2 separate regions of the Homo sapiens genome follow, and region 2 is linked to region 1. Evidence: chromatin loops called from intact Hi-C (ENCODE). Cell type or tissue: HepG2. All regions are shown on one strand. Each heading gives the region's core, and the rest is flanking DNA. Links, peaks and the distances in the headings are about the cores only.

What was found. Hi-C counts contacts between places; a loop is a spot of excess contacts. Peaks named below come from ENCODE experiments on the same cell type or tissue, not always from the same donor. Only the 100,000 strongest peaks of a DNase experiment are listed, where the experiment ranks them.
Region 2: it touches region 1 in a loop (2.8-fold over the local background); 2 of 110 quality-filtered maps call a loop at or near these places.

Annotation. Positions count from the first base shown.
Region 1 is chr11:68,803,459-68,806,363 of GRCh38, reverse strand. It overlaps CPT1A (carnitine palmitoyltransferase 1A), which reads left to right. Exons shown (of 19, transcript NM_001876.4): 5 at 2,263-2,364. Among named protein-coding and RNA genes, the nearest start is that of CPT1A, 37 kb to the left of the region's middle. In HepG2, for the core only: no CTCF peak of the experiment used is centred there; no DNase peak of the experiment used is centred there.
Region 2 is chr11:68,657,873-68,660,777 of GRCh38, reverse strand. No RefSeq gene overlaps it. Among named protein-coding and RNA genes, the nearest start is that of GAL, 25 kb to the left of the region's middle. In HepG2, for the core only: no CTCF peak of the experiment used is centred there; a DNase peak (open chromatin) is centred at 1,457; H3K27me3 peaks cover 2,027 bases.

The DNA.
Region 1 (2,905 bases), core at 287-2,786:
ATCACACCCGGTCTCAATTTAAATGTTTTTATGGGGGCTGGGCATGGCTACTCATGGCTGTAATCCCAGCACTTTGGGAGGCCAAGCCCAGTGAACCACCTGAGCTCAGGAGTTTGAGACCAGCCTGGGGAACATGGCAAAAAGACGTCTCTACTAAAAATACAAAAATTAGCCAGGCAAATTAGCCAGGCGTGGTGGTGCATGCCTGTAATCCTAGCTACTTGAGAGGCTGAGGTGGGAGGAATGCTTGAGCCCAGGAGGTCAAGGCTGCAGTGAGCTGTGGTTGTGTCACTGCACTCCTAGGGGACAGAGCCAGACCCTGTCTCAAAAAAAAAAAAAAAAAAATTTATGGGCTTAGTTTTTCTGAAAATCAACCCTCCAAGATGGGCATCGTCTCTGGACTTTCGAGGCCTCCGTCTGGGGGGCTGGGGCCCCTGTGACCCCCTGCAGGCGGGTGTGTGCCCCGTGTACCATCTGCCCATTGTAGTCATGGCCCTGGGCCTTGGGCTTTGCTCGGCACCTCAAGCCCAACCTGGGTTTCTGGGGCCAGATGTGTGTAAAGAAACATCTGCTTTATTCACCCCTGTCTTGCCAAGTGGCCTAAATGGTTGTAATGGACCAGGTCATCATGGAAACATTTTCTGCAGAATCTTTCTCGAATGGGGCTGATCCGTGGGTCTGCCGGTGTATACGAAGCCGTGGGTCTGCTTTGGTTTCTTGTCTGCCCCGACCTTGGCCCCGGTGCCCTTCTGCTTGGTCGCCTCGGGATGGCCCCCACAGTGGTGCCTGCCTGGACTGGGCTGCTGTCCCAACCTCTGGGGGAGCCTGCTTGTGAGAGAAGCATGGGAGTCACTGCAGTGCCCACCACACACCGGGACTCCACTCTTTGCCAAACAAATTTTTTTTTTTTTTTGAGACAGCATCTTGCTCTGTCACCCAGGCTGGAGTGCAGTGGTGCAATCTCGGCTCATTACAACCTCCGCCTCCCGGGCTCAAGCGATTCTCTCACCTCAGCCTCCACAGTAGCTGGGACCACAGGCACACACCACCACGCCCAGCTAATTTTTTGTATTTTTAATAGAGACAGGGTTTCGCCATGTTGGCCAGGTGGTCTCGAGCTCCTGGGCTCAAACGATCCACCCTCCTCGGCCTCCCAAAGTGCTGGGATCAACAGGCGTGAGCCACCACACCCAGCCAAACCAATTTTTTCTCTCAAATCAATTTTCTACCATTTGGATATAAAATTTCTGATTTCTAGAGAAGCAGAATTTAACACCTAGAAGAGACTCAGGGGTGGCTCCCACACTTGGCAAAGCAGGCTAAAGGGCACTCCCTCCAGTGGGTTCACAGCTGAGGTTCAGCTGAGTCCCAATGCCCTGCAGTACCAAGACTCCCCGCCTGGGCCCAAGGACTGCCTTTGTTTTGGTTGCCATTGAGGTGACTGGTTATTATACAGGCTTGATCATCCAGCCTAAAACCAAGGGCCACAGATGTGTCCTTTGGGAGACTTGGCAATGACTGAAGGAAAGAAACTGCTTCCCCTCGGCTTGGCTCAGGGCCAGGCACGTTGACCCTCCTCACTGTTCCTAGAGCCTGGAGCCCATCCCGAAACTAAGGGCCTTGCGGAAGGAGGTGGGGTGAGACTCACCCTAGGTGCAGAAGCACGGTCAGGGTCCTGGCCAGTCACGACGCTGGCAGCGACATCTCACGGCCTCTGTCAGGCTTGGCTTTGATTCTACCTGGTTTTTTGGTTTGTTTGTTTTTGTTTTGCTTTTTGACATAGGGTCTCACTATGTTGCCCAGGCTGGAGTGCAGTGGTATGATCATGGCTCACTGCAGCATCACCCTCCCAGGCTCAATCAATCCTTTCACCTCAGCCTCCCAAGTAGCTGAGACAACAGGCACATGCCACCATGCCTGGCTAATTTTTTGTAGAGGTGGGGTTTTGCCATGTTGCCCAGGCTTTTATTGGCATGGAGGGCAGGGTTATATGCTTATTTGCTAGAACCTGTAAGTATGGGGCGGGTAAAAGATGGACCAGATGAAAAATAAATCGACACAGAAAATCAGTAAGTGGTTGGCACATTGTGCGCACGGGAAAAGTGGCTTCGGATCTTTAACATAGCCTTGTCTTTGAAATGGTCATTCTCCCATCCAAGTACTAACCAGGACTGACCCTGCTTAGCTTCACGAGATCAGACGAGAACAGGTGCCTTCAGAGTAGTATGGCAGTAGTCTGAAAATATAATTCTCTCTCTTCAGGGTATGGTCAAGATCTTTTCAGGCCGAAAACCCATGTTGTACAGCTTCCAGACATCGCTGCCTCGCCTGCCGGTCCCGGCTGTCAAAGACACTGTGAACAGGGTAGGTGTGGCTTAGGCCTCACACTGAAATGCCAGCCATCTGTGGATTAAGGCTTAGGTCTTAATTATGATGAACTAGGTCACCGCCATTTGGCTCAAGTAGCCTTCAGCGGTGTGCCTGGTAGGGTTCTCATAGGAACTCTTTTTTTTTTTTTTCTCCAATGCATCACTGCTGCATCTTAGGTGTTTTTTAAAAAGTGTCAGGTTTCATAGAGAAACTGCTTGTGAATTTTTTAAAGCTTTATTTTATTTTATTTTATTTTATTTTATTTTATTTTATTTTATTTTTTGTGATGGACTCTCCCTCTGTCACCCAGGCTAGAATGCAGTGGTGCAATCTCAGCTCACTGCAACCTCCGCCTCCCAGGTTCAAGTGATTCTCCTGCCCCAGCCTCCCGAGTAGCTGGGATTACAGGCACCTGCCACCACGCCCGGCTAATTTTTGTATTTTTAGTAGAGACAGGGTTTCACCATGTTGGCCAGGCTGGTCTCGAACTCCTGACCTCAAGTGATCCACCCGCCTCAGCCTCCCAAAGTTCTGG
Region 2 (2,905 bases), core at 315-2,814, 150 kb after region 1:
AACAAAATAAAGTCAGAGCCTTTATCTTGGCCTTCACGGTCTCCCCAAATCCCACGGGGTGCTCTCTCTGGCCCTGCCTTCCTCTGCTCACCCTGCAGTTTTGCTTATGCCGTTCCCTCTCTGCGATGCCCTTCCAGGTGCTGGCCTTTGGCCTGGAGGTCCCAGGGCCTCCATTTCCCCAGCGGGCGGCTGCTATCCCAAACTCCCTCAGCTGGGGGGATTTAAACCACAGATGTCTATTTCTCACACCTCTGGAGGCTGGAAGTCAGAATCGGGGAGCGGGCCGGGTGAGGCTCATTCTGAGGCCTCTTCTCTTGGCTTGTGGGTGCCGCCATCTGGCTGTGTGCTCACATGACCTCTGGGCAAGCTCAAGGGGTCGCAGAGAGAGGGAGAGACCACTCTCTGGAGTCTCTCCTCATAAGGACATGAGTCCCATTAGACCAGGCCCTGCCCTCCTGACCCATCTAACCCTCCTGATCACCTCCCAGAAGGCCCCATCTCTCATCACACTGGAGGTCGGGGCTGTGACGTGAGTTTTGGCAAGCAGGCGTGGTGGCTCACACCTGTCATCGCAGCACTTTGGGAGGCCAAGGTGGGTGTGTATTGTTTGAGTCTAGGAGTTCAAGATCAGTCTAGGCGACATGGCAAGACCTCATCTCTACTAAAAATAAAGATAAATTAGCCGGGCATGGTGGTGCACCTGTGGTCCCAGCCACTCGGGAGGCTGACGTGGGAGGATCACTTGAGCCTGGGAGGTCACGGCTGCAGTGAGCTGTGATTACACCACTGCACTCCAACCTGGGCAACAGAGCAAGACCCTGTCTCAAAAAAAGAAAAAAAAGAAGTTGGAGGACACACATTCAGTCTGTAACACCGACTACGAGCTTCCCCGGCCCCTGTGCTTCTGCCTCCACCTCCAAGGCCCCTCCTGGGCACACAGATGCCTGGCACTGTGTGTCGGTAATCCCACCCCAGGGAACTCAAAAAGGGCAGTGCCCACCTGTCAGGGCACTCAGAGCCTCTCTCCCACTGAGCCCTGGTCCTCTGAAGTCCTCCTGGAGCCACCACCTGGGGCCTGAGGGCCGACGCAGGTCAGAGCTTGCCGTCCCTGCCCAAGTCACAGTGGGCCAAGCACCAGCCCCTACCCTCCAAAAAGAGAGGTGAGGGGGCTCGGCCCAGGGACCCCTCCCCCAGCCCCGTCCATCTGCCCGGAGAGGACGATACCGCTCAGTACTTGCTTTTCATCAGAGAAGGAACCCTGGCAGCGAGCACATAATGGCCTAATTTAGGCTGAAATTATCGGTAATTTGGGCCATTTGAAACTCAAGGGCTGATGACTGTTTTCCCTGAACACAGGGTAAAGATGAACCCCAGGGAGCAGGGTTTCTGCGGTTAGATCTTGTTGTTGTTATTTGATGTGTGTGTAGCTGAGCCATGAGCCCCTGCCTTTGGCTATGAGCCCAGACTCTTGCATTGTGTCCGGAACCTCCCAGGCAGTGCCGGCAAACGTGATGTCCTGTGGGCCAAGTTCCAGCGCAGGGCAAGATACAGATGATGCTGAGGAGGGGCCTCGCCGCCCACTGCCTGCGGGCCATTCTCTCCCCATAGCATTTGCACTTTTATTTCTTTACTTGCCTTTCTGTTGATAGCTTTAATATTTGAAAATGTTAAAGGCAAATAGAGTTTTATATTTGAATTCGCCTTGGCGTCACCTAACAAGATTTGGGTCTCACTTGAAGCGATGAAAATCACATTTGGAGAATATTTGTCAGAATTCAGAACGTGAGCGGAGAACATTCTAGCGAATGACCCTTCTGTGTGGAGGCCAGCTCACAGGAGACTGCGCAAGAGCTCGCCTCGGATGTGTGATGTTATTCATACACAGAAGGGACTGGGTGCCGAGAGGTCTCGGGGCTGCCTAGGGCCAGCAGACGTGTGATCGTCAGGCAGCCGCCTCCCCATCCCAGGCCTGGATCTAGCTAAGGGGAAAGTCTTCGATTCCCCAATGAGCTCTGAAGAGTGGACAGTCCTGGAAGCAAAGACCACATGAGTGTAAACCAAAGGTCAGCAAATGTTTTCCAGAAAGGGCCAGGCAGTGAATTTTTTTTCTTTTTTTCTTTTTTTTTTTTTTTTTTTGCGGAGTCTCACTCTGTCACCCAGGCTGGAGTACACTGGCATGATCTCAGCTCACTGCAACTTCTGCCTCCTGGGTTCTCTTGCCTCAGCCTCCTGAGTAGCTGGGACTACAGTCAAGCACCACCACTCCCGGCTAATTTTTGTATTTTTAGTGGAGACAGGGTTTCACCATGTTGGTCAGGCTGGTTTCAAACTCCTGACCTCAGGTGATCCACCCGCCTCGGCCTCCCAAAGTGCTAGGATTATCAGACGTGAGCCACCGTGCCCGGCTGACAGTGAATATTTTAGGCTGAGCTGGCCACAGAGCCTCTGTCAAAACTACTCAACTCTACATGAAAGTAGCCACAGACAACACAGAAATGAACAAGTGTGGCCCTGTGCCAATAAAACTTTATTTATGAAAACAAGCAGCGGGCCAGTTCAGCCCACAGGCCGTAGCTTTCTGAGCTCTACTCTGGATCCATGCGTGGCTGTGAAGGGTTCTTCCCCTCTGTCCTGCATCCCTGTCTGCTCCTCTGGGCCTCTCTTCTCTGTCTTCCTCCAGTTCTGCCTCAGTTGTTACTTATGCCACTTTCCCGGCAAGTCGGCTGCCTTCCCTCCCACCATGCCTCTTTCTCTCCCGTCTCTTCCTCCCGCTCCTGCCTTTCCCCTGCCGCATGTCTGGACCTATCACCTCCTGAGGTTTCCTCTTCCAGCCTGTCTCTCTCCAGTTACAGAATCAAAGGTGTATCTGTAGCTATCAGAGTCACGTGTTTCTGGCCATGTTTAC